Regions from separate parts of the Homo sapiens genome. Here all the other regions are linked to region 1. A link is a contact called in ENCODE Hi-C or POLR2A ChIA-PET data. All regions are on one chromosome and are shown on one strand. The core of a region is the stretch at or near the end of the contact, and the rest is flanking DNA. Distances in the headings are between cores, read along the strand shown. Region 1 holds the start of CDK19 (cyclin dependent kinase 19). Region 2 holds the start of SEC63 (SEC63 protein translocation regulator). Region 3 holds the start of SCML4 (Scm polycomb group protein like 4). Region 4 holds the start of SNX3 (sorting nexin 3). Region 5 holds the start of AFG1L (AFG1 like ATPase). Region 6 holds the start of OSTM1 (osteoclastogenesis associated transmembrane protein 1).

Region 1 (2,700 bases), core at 164-2,663:
ATCCAGCTCTTCTTAAGAGGACAACCAGTAAAGGCTTCCCAAGGTGTTCCTACAGTTCTCCCTCAACTCCTAGGAAAACAAAGGTTCAGGCCCAGCTCTGTCACTTCGTATTCCGTTCTTGATAATATAGGTACTCCATAAGCCCCAGCCCACAGTCATCTGGCAGAGGATGGAGTGGAGGACATAATACCCAAGATACCCAAGGGGCTGCAAGGTAAAGGGTGGGTAGCAGAGAATTCAGCCAACTCTTAAGTTGCCGCTTGCGAAACGCAGCTAGCCCATCAGGTCTCCTTCGAAGGGGGAAGGTACGCAATTCAGAATGTGAGAATGAGAAACCCGGGACGCCGGGCATACAACAGGGATGGGAGGACTGCATAGAGAAGCCAACGGGCCGGCCAGCCCGAAGGGCGGAGATCGCTGCTGGGGGCGGCGGTGCCCAGCGGGTCAGAGCCGTGGGGCTGGCGAGGACCCCAGGCCGCGTTCGCCCGACAGGCTCCCCGGCGAGGTTTCAAACCGCCGCCCCCGCGAGGCGCTCAGCCGATTGGAAGTTCCACAACGACCGTCACTACCCAGGGCCGGAGCGGCAACTCCGCAGCGGAGCTCTGCCTGCCCGCTGCGTTCCCCCAAGAGACTAGACCCCACAAACTCCTCCTCCACCGCGGTCCCAACTCGAGTCCCCCCGCCGTCTCCGAGCACTCGGAGGGCGCCCCTCTGGGACGGGACCGACGCCTCGGACCGGGCTGCGCCGCGGGAGTTCGAGGTACGCGACGGGGCCGCGCGGGGGAGGCGGGCGGAACGGGCGCCCCTCGGAGTCGGTGTCCGGACGCAACCCCGCGACCCCCTCCGCCTCGCCCCTCGGGCACGGCCCGACTGGGATCCGACCCACCCATCCCGCCAGGTCGCGGGCAGGGCGAGGACCCGAGCGAGCCTACTCCTCCCGCCCCTGCTCTTACCCATCTTTCCGCCTCGCCTTGTAGACGTGACCGTAGGTGCCGCGTCCCACTTTGCACCCTTCGTACTCAAACAAATCCTCCACCCGCTCCCGCTCCGCCGCCAGCTTCGCCTTGAAATCATAATCCATTGTCTGCTTCCCCCATAGAGGCACGGGACGCGGGGGCCGCCGCCGCTCAGTCCCTCCTCCTCCTCCCCCCGCGACCGCCGCTCCACTTCTCCAACAGCCGCCTCTCGCGCGCGCGCGCGCGCCGCCCGCCGCCCGCCGCTCCGCGGTCCGCCTTCAGCAAGGGACTCCTCGGCGGCCACAGCAGCCACCTCCTCCACCTCTTCCTCCTCCTCCTCCGCGACGGCGGCGGCGGCTCCCGCAGGCACCCCCAGTCCCGCCTCCCTCCTTCATTTCCTTGTTTTGGAACCTGGTGGGCCGCGCCGTGGCTTCCTCGAGCTCATTAGCGAACTCACTGGCCCGCCCCATGGTCGCGGAGGCTCCTGGGAAATGAAGTCGCGAAGGCCTCAGCGGCCTGGGCGGTTTTGCCGGCGTAAGAAATACAGCTCCCAGGTTACCTCGGGCCACCACAGCCTCGCCCCCACAAAGCATGCGCGCCTGCGTACCAGGGCCGCCCCTCCCCCTCAGGTAGCGCACGGCTCCCGGTTCCTGTGAAGGTAGAAAGCTCGAAGTTCCAGTGTGCTTTCTGCGGTTCTCGGGGAGACACTGGAAAGAAGTGCCTTACTCTAGTGGGAAGGGGATACTTCACTGTAACTAGCCCCACGCAGAGAGTATGGAAAGCATTAAATCAGCACCTTGCTGAAGGGTTGGCTGCAGTGACTCGGGAGGCGAGGGCTGGTGAGGACAGTTGTACCGCAGCTTGTTTCTTTTCTAGGGCAGTGGGTCCGCCTATTGCCCCGCCCCCCGTCCCGCTGCTCATTGGCGGGGGCTGGAGAATGACGTCCTCGTTGGTGCGTGGGTATCCCCAGGCTTTGGCTTCTTTCCCGCTCTTGATTGGTGATTGGATGTGCTCGGTTCTTCCTGATAGGTTGATCTTTTTTCTTTACGATGCAAAAACCGTATTTCAAAAACTGAACCTTCAGCAGTTTCCTAGAGCCTGCCTTGGCCAGAGGAGAACATGCAACTTCTGAGCCCCAGCAGCCAATCATCATTTTCTTGGCGCTGTAGTCAGCTTTCTCTTAGCATATGCGGTTCCCATAACCAGGCTTTGGCCATCTGTCTAAGGACAATTAAAAGTGCCTGGAGGAAGCCGCGTTTACGATCCTTTGGGTTGAATTGTAAAGGATTTTTTATGGTCTATGCATGATGTGAGGTTCTAGAATGTTTAAGAAAGCCCCTTTAGTTAGGGTGAACGTTGATTGATTTCATTGTGTTGGGGCTCAGGACACACTACCCCAAATTATAACTGAAGGAGTCCAGAATATGCCACCCCAAAATACGCCACTCTGGCATATTGATGTCTTTTAGCAAAATAAATTAAGATCCAGCCAACACAGGAAAATGCTTCACTTATCCCACTACTGCCTAAAATAAAGAATAACTCTTCCTTTGTAAAGAGAAATTTACATTTCTAAAGGAAATTTTCGTAATTAAAGGAATCTTACCAGAAAGAGAGCTGCTGCTAGTCAACTTGTATCATCTGAGATACTTTTATCTGCATAAAAGTCAACCTTTATTCACCTTAGACATTTTTTCCTCTTATCCTCTCTTAACTTGTCTCCACCACTCCTGGAAGCCCCAAA
Region 2 (2,700 bases), core at 168-2,667, 2.9 Mb before region 1:
AGCTGATTCAAGGCTTCACTGTTAACAACTTCTCCAAGTAGAGTATATAACCTGGACAACCTAGACCTCCAGCACACCCAATTGAAGAGAAGATATTTAAGCAAGTTAGCACAGCTCTTGTGCAATAGAAAGCTTTCCCTAAGTTGTTAATACTCAAAACCCACTCCTTACTGTTAACACTACCATAAATAACCCATTAGGCCCTCGCAGTTACATCAGCTTTAAGAATACCATCTGCCATATGTCCTAGTAGAGTGCAACAAATGGATGCAAACATTACCCAAACATCAAGTGAAATATGAAAAGAATCTGTTATTCTGTGCTTTAATTCGATGTTGTTTAATGTGAAAAGACTTAGAACCAAAAGTAAATCGACCCACTACCTCAAAATTCCCTACAAGATTAATTAAACGAGACTTAATCCTTCATACTTGCACTTTTTCCGTCACAAACAGGAAACTCCGAAGAAAAGGAAATAGAAAAAAGCCTATTTTTGCTAAGAGGAATAACGGCATTGCTTCCAACCCCCACAGTGAGTGAACAAATGAAAAAGCAACGGGAGGAAGTGACGGGGGTAGGCGGTGGAAAGCTCAATTGGAGTCCTAAGCATGCCACCCGGCTCAGAGATGCCCTAAAACATCTGTTAAGAGCAGCTGCAACAGGGAAACCGGAGTCGGGGGATGAGGGCCGCGAACTGGACGGACTGAGAGTTGTGCCCGCACGTTCAGTCTCTTCTTGGCCAACTCTTTGCTCACCTCCCAAGTCCCCATCCCGCTTCCTCCATAAAGAAAAATCCCCAATAAAAGCAAAGGCAGAGAAGACAAAGAGGCAGGAGGAGGCTGCAAGGAGCGTCCACAACAATGGAGAAGATGGAGCGAGCGAAACTCCTGAGGACAATGAAGGGAGGTGGAGAAGCGCCGAGGGAAACGCTGCTGACCCGGGCCCCGCCAGTGGCGGACGCTGGACACAGGCCGGGCCGCACCGTCCCTGTCATCCCGGACGCCGCGGGCTGGGGCCGGGCAAGCGGGCGCCGCAGGGCCTGGGGGCGCTGGCGGGGCCTGCGCGGGTTCGCGGGCAAAGGCCGGCGGGACTCACCGGCATTCTGATCTCGGGGCCAGAGGTAGTATGTCGCCGGGATCACGATGAGCCCCACGAAGGAGGTGAGGAAGTAGAAGAAGGTGTTCCCACTGTCATCGTACTGGAACTGCTGCCCGGCCATGGCACCCCCTCCTCCGCCTCGCTCTTCTCACCGCCGCCGCCACGACCACGCTCTGCACTCCCGCTCCCAACGCCCCGGCCCGAGTGGCGTAGCTTGGACACTGCCGCCGCCGCCTCTCCTCCCCGCCCCCACGCCACTCTCACGGACACGCCGCCGCCACCTCTGCCGCTGCCGCCGCCGTCGCCAGCTCTCGCGAGAGGAGATAGTTCCCGCCCCGCTCAGTTTTCCCTCCCCCTGCGTGTCCCCAGCGAGCTCGCTAAGGGAGACGTGGCGAGCGCAACGGTGGAACTCGGCGAGGTCTCGCCCTTAGCCCCGCCCTAACGTCAAAGCCCTCCCCCAACCCCTCCCCTAGGGTCCCGCCCCTAACCGCTCCGCCTTCCTCCACCGCTCAGTTTCCCAGCGCACCACGCCGGATTCCGGGCGTCGGCGTACAGGATCCCAGAGAAGGCTTCCCGCCGGAGCAGCGGTCGCGGGCGGTTCACCTGGCTGCGCAGGGGTCCCAGATATTCAGAGAAGAGCTGAGGCTCAGCCTGTCCTGCCCTCTGGATTAATTGCCCTGGTTGATCACGTTTCCTTGGGTTCTGGATCTGCTCCTCCAGCCCCCATATTTTGGAAACAAGTGTCATTTAGAATAGGGGGTGGGAGGCCGGGCACAGTGGCTCACGCCTGTAATCCCAGCACTTTGAGAGGCCGAGGCGGACGGATCATGAGATCAGGAGTTCGAGACCAGCCTGACCAACATGGTGAAACCCACTCTCTACTAAAAATACAAAAATTAGCCGGACGTGGTGGCGCGCGCCTCCATCTCAAAAAAAAAAAAAATTGGGGGATGGGGAGGTGTGGGTTGCGGGAGGTGTGGGTTGCAGTTGTGTTTTCAAAGCAATGTTTACTATCTGGCCGGGCGCAGTGGCTCATGCCTGTAATCCCAGTACTTTGGGAGACCGGGTGGATCATGAGGTCAGGAGTTCCAGACCAGCCTAACCAACATGGTGAAACCGCGTCTCTACTAAAAATACAAAAACTAGCCGGCTGTGGTGGCACGCGCCTGTAATCCCAGCTACTCAGGAGGCTGAGGCAGGAGAATCGCTTGAACCCGGGAGGCGGAGGTTGCAGTGAGACCGGATCGCTCTCCACTGGGCGACAGATTTGAATCTACGCTGTGCCCATCTTGCAGATGAAGATTTCCCCAAGCCGTTACAGATGGTTCCCTACCCATTCCAGAGCTGCTAATTATAACCACCAGCTTCAGGCGGTAGGCTGAGACCTTTATTGTTTTGTGTCATTTAGTCATCAGTAAACCCCATGGAATAAAGCAAAGTATGTCTGCTCTACAAATGAGAAAATTGAGGCCCAGAGAGACTGCCCAAGGTCCCTCACAGTAAAAGAATGTCTGAGGATTCAAACCCATATCATTTTGATGCCACAAAGCCAGTGTGCCCTTGACCCTCCATCGCCCAGGACCTTAAAATTTCCTGACAGTG
Region 3 (2,700 bases), core at 199-2,698, 3.0 Mb before region 1:
TCAAACAGCCCCTCATTTTATCAGACTAGTTCTACCAAGCAACACAAAAAATGCTCCACACAAATATTATACCCCCCAGATAGTTTAACACACTAAGAATTCCTTTGTAGTTATTTTTATGCTTTCACTCCAGATATTCTATTTTGCTTTAAAAAAAAAAAAGTGGAGAAAAAAAGCAGCTATATCCCTCATTCTTCAAAAATGGTTCCTCTGGTTGAAAAGAAAGAAAAACAGCATATAACAAATACCCTGATTCTGAAGTGCCTGGATTACTTTCTCAAGTACTGTAGTGTCTGAGATCAGTAAAAAACCACTTTCTCAGAAAGCCACTGATTGTCTAACCCTCATGAGTACCGTCATGGAATCTAGAGACAACACGAGGAGACACCTCTCGTTCACGATCACAGATAGTGGAAAGAACTTTGACTCAAGCACCTCAACTCAGCAAAACAGCTCAGCAGCCTGCACCCTGGCCTCATCCACCGCTCCTGTCCAGCCAGCAATCAACCTGGAGAGGACCCCTCATGCTTTGGGAGGAGCACGTGGAAGCTGGTTCAAGTCACAGTGCTCCACCTGGGAAGGAGGTGATTTTGAGCTTGGGAAAACTGCCGCTAATACTCCATAGTCACCAGTTTTTTTCCCAAAAAACGAATTAAAACCAGAAACTAGCAGTAAATATTATTCTTATTTATGCCTCATAAATTAGGAAAAACCAGCACAAAGACATGTGAAATATTCTACCTGGGATATTTGAAATAAAATTAAATGGGAAAAAAAACACTTTTACATGTTCATAACATACCAATTTTAATAACCAAATTTTAGGTAAATATTTTTATCCCAAGACATAGTACAATTTTTTTAAAATTAAAAAGCAAAACAAAGCAAAATTATCGTGAAGGGAAAAAATAACTAACCGGTTACTTGAGTTCACATTTGGAAAAAAATAACTTTCTAGGTATTTAAATGCAGAGTTAAAGAGTAATGAACATGTATATAGCCCAAATTTATAAACTATATAATTCAATGTTACATTTTCCCCTCTGAGATCTGGTTAATAAATTAAATGCTGTACTTTGCATATGAGGAACTAAAGTTTACCTACTGGACTCAGTGGTTTTAGTGCAGGACACTCTTGTGCGTTGCCATAGAGGTAGGCATGCAACCCAGAAAAAACTGAAACAGGTAACCTGTCATGCTGACAGTTACAAGAGAAAGATCCCGTGTCAACGGCACGCCTCCAATTGTGCATCTCCCTTACCTACAGCTTGTTCACCAGAGCCCTGAGCAGGTTGTTTACCAGGTCGGGAGTGTTGACTCAGAAGACAGATGACTTTCAGCACATGCAAACCGAGTATTGCAAAAGCTATCTTCCACCCGTGTTAGTAGCTCACAGTTAGTCTCCAGCAGCCCTGCGCTCCAGCTGCAAACATCTCATTAGACTAATGCATTCAGCACAGGCAGAAAACTCGATTTACCATAGCTACAGCAATGAATTTCCATTACGATGACAGCTTCAACCACATCATGTCCGGAAAACCAGCCAACCACTGGCTTTTAAAGAACACACACATTTTACATGCAGAAAACGAGGCCTCTGTGTGTGTGTGTGTGTGTGTGTGTGTGTGTGTGTGTGTGTGTGTGTGTGTGTGTTTTGTGTTTCCTTCCTCTTAGCAGCCTAAGAGAAATGTGCAGTGTAGCTTTTTGTCGACATGAGCTGCAAGGTAATGACACTTCTGCTTCTTTGGTAGTTACATCCTTGTAATAACCTGAATTATGTCACAATGGTTAGAATGGGTGTTTCCAACATTTCAGTTTTCATTACCCCTCCTCTGTTGCCATAGAAACCAGACTGTAACATCGTCTCTTTGTCCCAATCCTGCAGCAGTGTGGGCCAACACCAGGCTTATAAGACACTGGTGATCTGACAGAGTGAATGTTTGACTTTGGACAAATAAAACAAAAAGAAATATTACAATAGCATCATTGTTCAGGAGACCCTGTGTGATTCCCAGAGCAGTGTGCCTATCCAGGTGTGTGCACACACCATGGTTGTACATATTAAATCAGCGGCTGCCCACAACATATGTGTACAGTTCATTAAAGCCGGCCCTGACTTTGGCTCCAGGCCTGTATGTGTGTGTGTGTAAGCATCTCTACCCACCTCAACGTGGTGGGACCTGCACAGGATAGAAACAGGGCAAGAGTGACTATTCATTCCCATGCCCCATTGCATTTTCTGCAGCAAATCAATATATATCGGCGAAGGGATCTTTTCTTTTCCTTTCTTTTTGTAAAGTGGAGCAGGGCTCCCCATTGCCCATTTCATCCACTCTGGGATATTGGCATATTCACAGGTATTTCCTACAAGATGAAACATCCATTCTACAAACATGTGGCTTACTCCTAGGGATGAGCAGCAAACAAATTTAGCCGGGACTAAATATCAACCAGGGCTAACGAAGGCTTAGGCCACAACCTGGCCAGTTACTGAGAGTGAAAAAAACTGCAATGGACAACTTGAGGTTTCTCTAAATATATGTGTAGAGTCACATTAGAAGTACATAAGAAATCTCTCCTCTGAAATTTATTATGAAAATATAAAAAATTGTTTTAAGTCAAAGCCTTGTAATTAATTGAGCAAGAAGAAATTCACTACTTTAGTTCATTTAATCATCAAATTTTGTTGTTTTGTATGGG
Region 4 (2,700 bases), core at 58-2,557, 2.6 Mb before region 1:
AATTTGATTTTTGTGTTTTTCACGACACAAAGTGTGTAAGTTAATGAGAATTTTTTCACTTAAATGTTAATAGTAGCTTGTCATATAAATTTTGATTAAAGGAAAAATCGCTTTACACTTAACTTTTAATAATTTGCTGTCATCTTTAAATTAATGTAATTAATTTTTAAAGATGCTTCCATACATGGGCAAATTCTTTAATCCTGAATTATAGAGTGAAAGTGAAGCACTATTTTCAATTAACATCTTTCAAATCATCTAAATTATTGCCAACAAATACTAGTTATGAAATTAGGTATATTTTATTTCTGTTGATTTCTTTATTCAATTAAGTGCAAATCTCGAATTAAGAGAGCAAGATCCCTAGTCTTTTCTTAAAGCAACTGTAGTTCTGGATTATGAGGTAGGTGACACCACACCTCAGCCTTTGGCAGGGCGGTGGCCCAAAATGCTGAAGTCAACCATGTCCAATCACCCTTCTGGTCTGGCTCAGCCCTATCAAAAATTGTCAGGCTTCTGTGAACTTTCATTAAGTCCCGTTCAGAAGACTGCACAACCCAGGTTACTTTAGCAGCTCGGGAAGGGCCTGGAGCAGCCGGGTTGGCTTGCTACCTCTGGGAAGTCTCCAGGAAGAGAAAACTGGGAAAAGGCTTTAACTTTGCGCAAGCCCCTTTTCTCTGTCAACATCTCTTTCCCTTCCCAGCGAAGGGATGTGTTCTCGAAAGATCTACCCCTTTCCAACTCAAATGTCATTCCCTGATCAGCTGCTGGAGGGGCAAGCGGCGCTCAACCCACGCCCTCCTCTTCGAGCACCTTCTCCAAGTGCCAGCGCGCCGGGCTCGCTCTGCAGCCCCCCACACCAGCCCTACAGGAAGAGGGGCCCTGGCTCACGACCCCGGCCCGCCTCTGCAAGGGGGCTCCCGGCCTGGGAGGCTGTGGCTGCCCGCGGGGGTCCACTCCCGGGTCGAGTGGGGGTGACCAGAGCCAGCGGGAGGGGTTTCTTGGGAGAGGGGAGAGACGGCCTCACCTTGACCCTGATTTCGTAAGTGGTGAAGCGGCCCCGGCCGACCCCCACCGTTTGCGGGTTGCTCACATCGATCTCGAGGAAGTTGCTGGGGGGTCCGTAGGCGTCATTCAGGTTCTGCGGCTTGGTGATCAGCCGCCGGGTGTCAGCCACGGTCTCCGCCATTTCGCTGTAGCTGCTGCCGCCGCCGCGGGCTCCCTCCGCCCCCTCCGCGTTCAGCCGCCGCCGCCGCCGCTGCTGCCCGCCGTGGGGACACGGGGCTCGCGCGCAGCGGTCGCGAAGAGAACGAGCACGTAGAGCGGGCGTTCACCCCGCACGCGAAGCTCCTCCCCGCGCCCCTCAAGCTTCCGCCTCCGAGCCCAGGGGAGAAACGGCTCACTAGCTGGAACGCCACGCCCGGCTCCCGGGAGGCCCGGCCGAGGCTGGGGAGGGGCACTGCGGACTGGGGTGTGAGGAGAAGCGGTGTCATGGGACTCGGGGTCGCAAACAGGTTCCGGCCGGACTACAGCGCCCACAATGCACCGCGAGCGCGCCGCCGCGGGGCTGCGGCCGAGGAGGCGAGGACCCAGACGCCCAGAGCTGGCGCTTCCTGTCTCTCTGCGCCAGCCTCGGCCTGCGGCGGGGTAGAGCGCCGGAAACGGCTTTAGCGGCTTTGGGAATTGCGGGCGAAAGTTAAACGGAGAGATCTTAGAGATTTGCCCGCAAATCGAAACAAAACTGCCCCTACTAACTCTGTGCCAACCTGTGCACCGTCTCACTGTGAACCCCTGAAAATGCCTTTCTGGAGAAGGTTAAGCAAATGCCTGAGATGATTTTGCCATAAACCCGAGCGTTGCACCAGACACGCGTCTGGATTGATAGGTTGAAACCAGTAAAGTGGGGGAGTGAAATAAAAACTAAAGCCCTAGTTAAATCCTAGCATTATGGTCAAATCGATTTTGGAGACAGGTCGGTCCGCTAAAACAAAGTAACAGTAGACCGGCTGCAAGCTGCTTTGGGTGTCCACTTTCGTTTCTCACGAAGTCCTGATAAGTTTTTTTTTTTTTTGAAAAGTATTAAACGTACCTCTACAGGACTGGAAATGCAACTCACATGAGCCTTTTTAAGAAACGGGGAGGAAGGCCGGGCACGGTGGCTTATGCCTGTAATCCCAGCACTTTGGGAGGCCGAGGCGGGCGGATCACGAGGTCAGGAGTTCGATACTAGCCTTGCCCACATGGTGAAACCCCATCTCTACTTAAAAATGCAAAATTAGCTGGGCGTGGTGGTGCGCGCCTGTAATCCCAGCTACTCTGGAGGCTGAGGCAGGAGAATCGCTTGAACCCGGGAGGCAGAGGTTGCAGTGAGCTGAGATCTGCCATTGCACTCCAGCCTGGGTAATAGAGTGAGACTTTGTCTCAAAAAAAAGAAAGAAAGAAACGGGGAGAAAACCCAATTAATTAGGTCCTAGTTCATCTCTTATGGTCCAATGGGAAATGCAGATTTTAAATGTTGAGATACGATACATTTCTATCTCTGCCCAGAGAGTTATCCCTCACAACTATTTCTGCATTTTTTAATATGTCAAGTTTAACACTATAATTACTTTAAATAACCTGATCTTCCCCGCCCCCCTTTTCTTTAGATTTTAAATTATTAGTAATTATTTGTGGAGACGGGATCTCACTGTGATTCCC
Region 5 (2,700 bases), core at 102-2,601, 2.5 Mb before region 1:
CGACTCACTGCAGCCACCCTCTCCCGGATTCAAGCGATTCTCCCTGCCTCCGCCTCCCAAGTAGCTGGGATTATAGGCACCTGCCATCATGCCGGCTAATTTTTGTATTTTAGTAGAGACAGGGTTTCACCATGTTGGCTAGGCTGGTCTTGAACTCCTGACCTCAGGTGATACGCCTGCCTCAGCCTCCTAAAGTGCTAGGATTACAGGCGTGAGCCACCGCGCCGGGCCTTCTCTTTTTTTTTTTTTTTTTGTTTTTTTTTTGTTTTTTTGAGACAGGGACTCACTCTGTCTCCCAGGCAGGAGTGCAGTGGCACAATCCCAGCTCACTACAGCCTCCACCTCCTGGACGCAACCCCCACCTCGGCCTCCCTAGTAACTAGGACTACAGGGCACAGGCCACCATGCCCAGTTTTGTATTTTTTGCAGAGACAGGATCTCGCTATGTTGCCCAGACTGGTCTCAAACTCCCGGGCTCAAGCGATTCTCCTGCCTGGGCCTCCCAGGCATGAGCCACCTAGCCCGGCCTGTATTATCTTTTCTGGAATTCATCTCGCTTACTGGATTGCCAGCCTCTTCTGGACAGCAATTTGTACTCCTAATTCGCTTATTATAGTATGTCAAAGCATTTATTGTTTAATCAAATTAGGGCAGATCAATGAGAAGTTACCCTTCGGATACACTGTCCCATGACTTCTCCGTCCACCGACAGTCCTTCTTAGGCCCTTGGCTTTCCCATGCCACTTATACAATCTTTCAAAACATTTGAGTGCGTACCATTTATATTATTCAAATACGAAAAGGGAAAGCGGTAGGCGCACATTTCAGGTACTCGTCAAAGATGAGTTGGACGCTGGAGATAAAATAAAAAATGGGCCTACCATTTAGGGAGGTGTGACGAAGTGACACCACTCTTCCGTTAAAACCCGAGGGCCCATTGGGTCACCTCCATTTTATTCAGGTTTCGGAATCTCGGTCATGTGAGCTAACTTAAAAGGCTCAAGAGTGGTTACCTGCCTACCCGTCATAATCACTTCCCAATTCCTTGAAAACTTCGGGTTCCTCGGCCGGCCGCCAGCGCCGGGCGGAGAATCGCCCTCCCTCCCACTGCCCAGACTGGAGCTGCCTGTTCCGTTCCACCCCGCCCCACCCCACTGCATGCTGGGAGTCGTAGTCCCGGCTGGCAGCGTCCGGAAGGACGGGAGGGCACGGGAGTGCAGCCCGCCCATGTGGCTACTGGAGGTCACGTTCCCTAACTGATCCCTTGGTTCTCTCGGGTGGAGCCTTCAGCGTGCACGGCGGGGTTTGACTTTGCCACCGTCTCTCTTCTGGGTTCCAATAAAGTTTTCCTCTTCCTCTCCTCGTACGGAGTTCAAGATGGCGGCCTCCTGGTCGCTCTTGGTTACCCTGCGCCCCTTAGCACAGAGCCCGCTGAGAGGGAGATGTGTTGGGTGCGGGGCCTGGGCCGCCGCTCTCGCTCCTCTGGCCACCGCCCCTGGGAAGCCCTTTTGGAAAGGTCAGTGACTGTGCCATGAGTAGTCCGAGCCGACTGCATATGACTGGAGAAGCCTCTGGGATTACCCTCCCTGTCCGATCTACCCCAGGTGTCTCCTGCTTTCACGAAGCTGAGGGCTCCTCGAGAGGAGTTTCCATTTCTCTTGACCTTTTATACTGTCTGTGAATGAGCCCTGAGCACTGAGGGAAATGACCCTGAGTGACTTTCATTTTGAGGGTCAGAGGTTGACTCAGAGTTTGTTCCTTCCGGGACGTTTAGAGAGCTGAACCTAGTGGGAGTGCCTGGCTTGAAGAGATGCAGGTGTGGGGTTGGGGCCTGGGGACCCCTACCCTCTGCGTTTTCCAAGCTCTCGGGGCTGGTGACTGACGGGCACTGGAGGAAGAGCCGCGCCTGGGACCTCTGCAGGCCCTGATGTCTCTCGTGATTCTAGGAAGGAAGGTCCACACACATTCTCAGATTGAGGGATCGATTCTTGGTGTTCTTTTCAAGTCACTAGGGGCTTCAGTGGAATTATTTTGTCACCGGGCTTTCTTTCTCCCTGGCTTCCTTCATTCAGTTATATGTTCATGAATGAATGAATGAATGTATATTCTGAGTAACCAAGAGTGCCAGTTTTACTGCTCTATTCATGTATTCGCACTAAACTGCACGATTTTCAAAGGCAAGGACATTGTGTCATTGTTTCCTAAGCACTTAGCGCAATGATTGGTACTTGACGTGCAAATATGATTTTTGAGTGAATGAATGAATGAAATTATTCTCCTTGTCTCCCTCATCCACATACTCGTTTTCCTTTTTCTCAAATCCAAGCAACCCCTGTAATATACCTTAATAGATTGATAGACCTTAATAAGGTATATACCTTAATAGATTATTTATTAATTTAGCTAAAAATATGACAATCTTTGACCCTTATCATCAATGCAGTTGAAATTAATACTAGAACTTTGATTAGGTCACCTTACGTCTTTCTGCAAAGATTAGCATAATGCATTTAGTATAATGGAATAGGCTCCACACACTGCCTGGGGGTAGCCCTGATCTGCTGGAGTAGTCGTTAAAAGTAAATAAATAAATAAAGATATAATGGAATATTCTGGTAGTGTAAGCTGTGGATTATAATATAAATTTTATTTTTCATTTTTGGTAGTCAATAAAAGCAAATGCTATAAATTTCAACAGGT
Region 6 (2,754 bases), core at 158-2,657, 2.7 Mb before region 1:
GGCCCACACCTCGTGACTCCCACCAACCCTGACACTCTAATCTTTTCCTAGTCTAAACTTTATAAAGTACTTAGGAGCAGGAATTGTCTGTTTTTCTTTTTAAAATTAAGTGCCTCACAGCAGCTACCACACACCTAGAGAACCCTTAAGGTATGAAGAATGAAGAGCAGTCTTACAATTTCTTAAAAATTTACCTCCCATTTACTTAGAGGTATTACTATGTGTTGTTTTCTAAAACCTCCTTTTATCCCCATTTTACAGATTAGTAAACAGGCACAGAGAATGTAAGTAACTTGCCCATAGTATACCGCTAATAAGCAGAGTGGAACTGGAGTCCTGGCCGCTAGCTAGCTCCAGACTGTTCACATCACTAAGATGAAGTCACAGGCAATATCTCTTTTAATTCTTCCAACAGCCGCATTAGGCAGATGTTCTTTCCACTTTATAGAGGAGGAAACTAAGGTTCTGAGAAGATAATTAATCCAAGGTTACATAGTTAGAAGTTGGTGGACATGAACATTTCTGGCTACAAAGCTCAAATTTCTAACCACTACCAGTGTCTCCACCCCACTTGTTTCAGAAAAGGATCCTTCCTGGCAACTCCAGGTGAAGATGAGAAGAAGCCGTGGTGGAGTGGGTGGAGGAAGAGCAAGAGGGTTGGGGAATCAGGACCCCCAAGAAAACCAATCACACCTATATGAACCAAAGATGTCCAACAGCATTCTTGGAAGCAAAAACCCAAATCCCAAGCCCCATAATGCCACCCCCTTTTTCTGATGACCCAACTCTACAGACTCAGTCCAACCCCTTTTTCTTACTGTTGGGGAAACTGAGGCCCCCAGCGCTGACCATCATTACACCCTCCTCCTTTCCCAACTCTCCTGAGCCACAGTCCCGGACGTGGTCCTGTACCCACCCCCGCGGCTCGGCTGATGTTGTCCATCTTGCTGACGACCTGTTGGAAGAGGGGGTAGCAGGTCTGACAGAGGCGCACGGGCCGGGCGCTGCGCACCAGACACCCTGTCAGCTCTGCGCTGCTGTTGGCGAAGTCCAGCAGGAGCTCCCGGCACTCAGGATCCAGATCCGGCAGGTCCGGGGGCAGCGACAGAGGCCCCAGCCCTCCACCCTGCAGGAGGGACAGGGACAAGTCCTCCACCTCCAGCAACTGCTGCTCCGACAGGAGGTCGTGGAAGACCCTGTGCGGACTGCTGCCGAAGGGGAGCGCGCCCAGGGCCAGCCCCGACCACAGCAGCAGCCCCAGCGGCAGCCACGGCGGCAACGAACACCTCCGCTGCGCGGCTGTCGGGCCCGGCTCCATCACCGGGCTCACACACCCCAGGGAGCCCACCGCCGCCTCTCCGCCCCCAGCCGGCACCGCGGACAGCCGCCGCTTCCGGTTTCCGCGAGCGCAGGCCGAGAGCCGGGTCACGAGGAGGGCGCGTCACGGCCCCGCCCCCTGCGCGCGGCGCCCCGCCCCATTGGCTGCCGGCTGCCTCCGGGCCGCAGGCCTTCGCGCGTGCGGGAGGGCGCCTACCCTGCGGCCGCGCGCTCTCCAGCCGGCGTTAGGCGCGGGGCGGGGCGGAGTGGTGCATTGGGGTATCCGTAGCCGAGGCTCGCCAGCCGGTGACCACGAGCACCCACCGCTTTGGACAATTGCATCTCGGGGGTCCTGACCCTTGAACGCCCAACCCTCTGGGAGTTCCGGGCGTCCTACAAGTTTCTTACCTCGCTGGACCGACGACGGCCTCCGCTGTGGAAATGGCCGTCGGCTGCGTTCGCAGAGAAACCCCGCTGGCCTGTGCCTCGGCAGATTTTCTGCATGGTGTTCCTTAGCGTAGTTTTTTCCTCATCCCATTTGGAGAGAGTAATAATGCCCGTTGGTTATTATAGGTGGTGGAGACTAGCGGTTTCCAAGCTTTTTGTTTTTGTTTTTAAAAAAACTCTCAACTGTCTGCCTCAGCGTTGTCAGAACTCTGTGAGATGAGGGAAATATTCTACATCTGCGTTATTAAGGCAGCCACTGGCCACATGTGTGGTGTTGAGCCGGCTGAGGAACTGAATTTTTAATTTAATTTAGGGCCGGCGCGGTGGCTCACGCCTGTAATCCCAGCACTTTGGGAGGCCGAGGCAGGCAGATCGCTTGAAGCCAGGAGTTGGAGACCAGCCTCGCCAACATGGCGAAACCCCGTATCTACTAAAAATACAAAAATTAGCCGCTGGGCGTGGTGGCGCAAGCCTGTAGTCCTAGGTTGAGCGGGGAGGATGGCTTGAGCCAGGAGGTCGAGGCTGCAGTGAGCCGAGATCGCGCCACTGTACCCCAGCCTGCACGACAAAGTGAGACTCCATCTCAAAAGTAAAAAGTATTTAACTTAAATGTAAGTAGCCACATCTGTGTAGTGGCAACTGTACTTGACGTAAGTCTGGTCCTACAGTGGCCAACAAGCAGGTTTGCTTGGAACTGAAGGGGTACCAGGGACGCAGCGCGTTCAGTGCTAAAGCCCAGGAAATCCTGGACAAACTGCTCAACTTGAAACTCCTATCCAGTTTCTGACATGCCCGAGGCAATAGCAGGGGACACTCTAAAAAGCGTCCTGATACCGTTGCCAGTCTGTAAAAAGAATTTAAGCTCATAACCTGGAAAACAGTTTTCTGACAAGTATCTGACCAACCAGGTTGGTAGAAAATTATTTCCGGGCTTTGTGTCATCCTGCTTTTCAGGGTTGTAATTTTTGCCTTGTAAATTGCAGAGCTGTT

Evidence for each region. Hi-C counts contacts between places; a loop is a spot of excess contacts on that map. ChIA-PET counts read pairs that join two places held with the same protein, here RNA polymerase II (POLR2A). Pooled maps may share reads with other maps.
Region 2: a map of CD4-positive, alpha-beta memory T cell shows a loop between it and region 1 (11-fold over the local background). The contact joins the promoter of SEC63 here to the promoter of CDK19 in region 1. A Hi-C loop is called at or near these places in 1 of 168 maps with a recorded cell type or tissue (CD4-positive, alpha-beta memory T cell), 1 of 37 single-sample maps with no recorded cell type and 13 of 50 pooled maps. POLR2A ChIA-PET finds 5 or more read pairs at or near these places in 3 of 52 experiments (CD4-positive, alpha-beta T cell, T-cell and activated T-cell).
Region 3: a loop to region 1 is called in a map of CD8-positive, alpha-beta T cell, with 6 times the contacts of the local background. The contact joins the promoter of SCML4 here to the promoter of CDK19 in region 1. A Hi-C loop is called at or near these places in 2 of 168 maps with a recorded cell type or tissue (CD8-positive, alpha-beta T cell and naive thymus-derived CD4-positive, alpha-beta T cell) and 9 of 50 pooled maps. POLR2A ChIA-PET finds 5 or more read pairs at or near these places in 1 of 52 experiments (activated CD4-positive, alpha-beta T cell).
Region 4: a map of B cell shows a loop between it and region 1 (36-fold over the local background). The contact joins the promoter of SNX3 here to the promoter of CDK19 in region 1. A Hi-C loop is called at or near these places in 3 of 168 maps with a recorded cell type or tissue (B cell, CD8-positive, alpha-beta T cell and ascending aorta) and 12 of 50 pooled maps. POLR2A ChIA-PET finds 5 or more read pairs at or near these places in 3 of 52 experiments (CD4-positive, alpha-beta T cell, CD8-positive, alpha-beta memory T cell and HEK293).
Region 5: a map of naive thymus-derived CD4-positive, alpha-beta T cell shows a loop between it and region 1 (8-fold over the local background). The contact joins the promoter of AFG1L here to the promoter of CDK19 in region 1. A Hi-C loop is called at or near these places in 1 of 168 maps with a recorded cell type or tissue (naive thymus-derived CD4-positive, alpha-beta T cell) and 7 of 50 pooled maps. POLR2A ChIA-PET finds 5 or more read pairs at or near these places in 1 of 52 experiments (CD4-positive, alpha-beta memory T cell).
Region 6: a loop to region 1 is called in a map of B cell, with 8 times the contacts of the local background. The contact joins the promoter of OSTM1 here to the promoter of CDK19 in region 1. A Hi-C loop is called at or near these places in 3 of 168 maps with a recorded cell type or tissue (B cell, CD4-positive, alpha-beta memory T cell and naive thymus-derived CD4-positive, alpha-beta T cell) and 9 of 50 pooled maps.

The regions. Positions count from the first base shown.
Region 1 is chr6:110,814,056-110,816,755 of GRCh38, forward strand. It overlaps CDK19 (cyclin dependent kinase 19), which reads right to left and starts at 1,414. Exons shown (of 13, transcript NM_015076.5): 1 at 954-1,414. The coding sequence starts at 1,081. It also overlaps a transcript of AMD1 not described here. RefSeq lists enhancers at 165-274, 509-1,061, 1,635-1,714 and a silencer at 685-994.
Region 2 is chr6:107,956,791-107,959,490 of GRCh38, forward strand. It overlaps SEC63 (SEC63 protein translocation regulator), which reads right to left and starts at 1,418. Exons shown (of 21, transcript NM_007214.5): 1 at 1,096-1,418. The coding sequence starts at 1,219. RefSeq lists enhancers at 857-1,458, 2,061-2,661 and a silencer at 1,081-1,620.
Region 3 is chr6:107,822,865-107,825,564 of GRCh38, forward strand. It overlaps SCML4 (Scm polycomb group protein like 4), which reads right to left and starts at 1,449. Exons shown (of 8, transcript NM_198081.5): 1 at 1,262-1,449.
Region 4 is chr6:108,259,733-108,262,432 of GRCh38, forward strand. It overlaps SNX3 (sorting nexin 3), which reads right to left and starts at 1,308. Exons shown (of 4, transcript NM_003795.6): 1 at 1,028-1,308. The coding sequence starts at 1,189. RefSeq lists silencers at 886-995, 1,106-1,365 and an enhancer at 1,493-2,328.
Region 5 is chr6:108,293,703-108,296,402 of GRCh38, forward strand. It overlaps AFG1L (AFG1 like ATPase), which reads left to right and starts at 1,352. Exons shown (of 13, transcript NM_145315.5): 1 at 1,352-1,516. The coding sequence starts at 1,378. RefSeq lists an enhancer at 1,204-1,693.
Region 6 is chr6:108,073,334-108,076,087 of GRCh38, forward strand. OSTM1 (osteoclastogenesis associated transmembrane protein 1) reads right to left here and starts at 1,408. Exons shown (of 6, transcript NM_014028.4): 1 at 917-1,408. The coding sequence starts at 1,318. RefSeq lists a silencer at 1,179-1,618.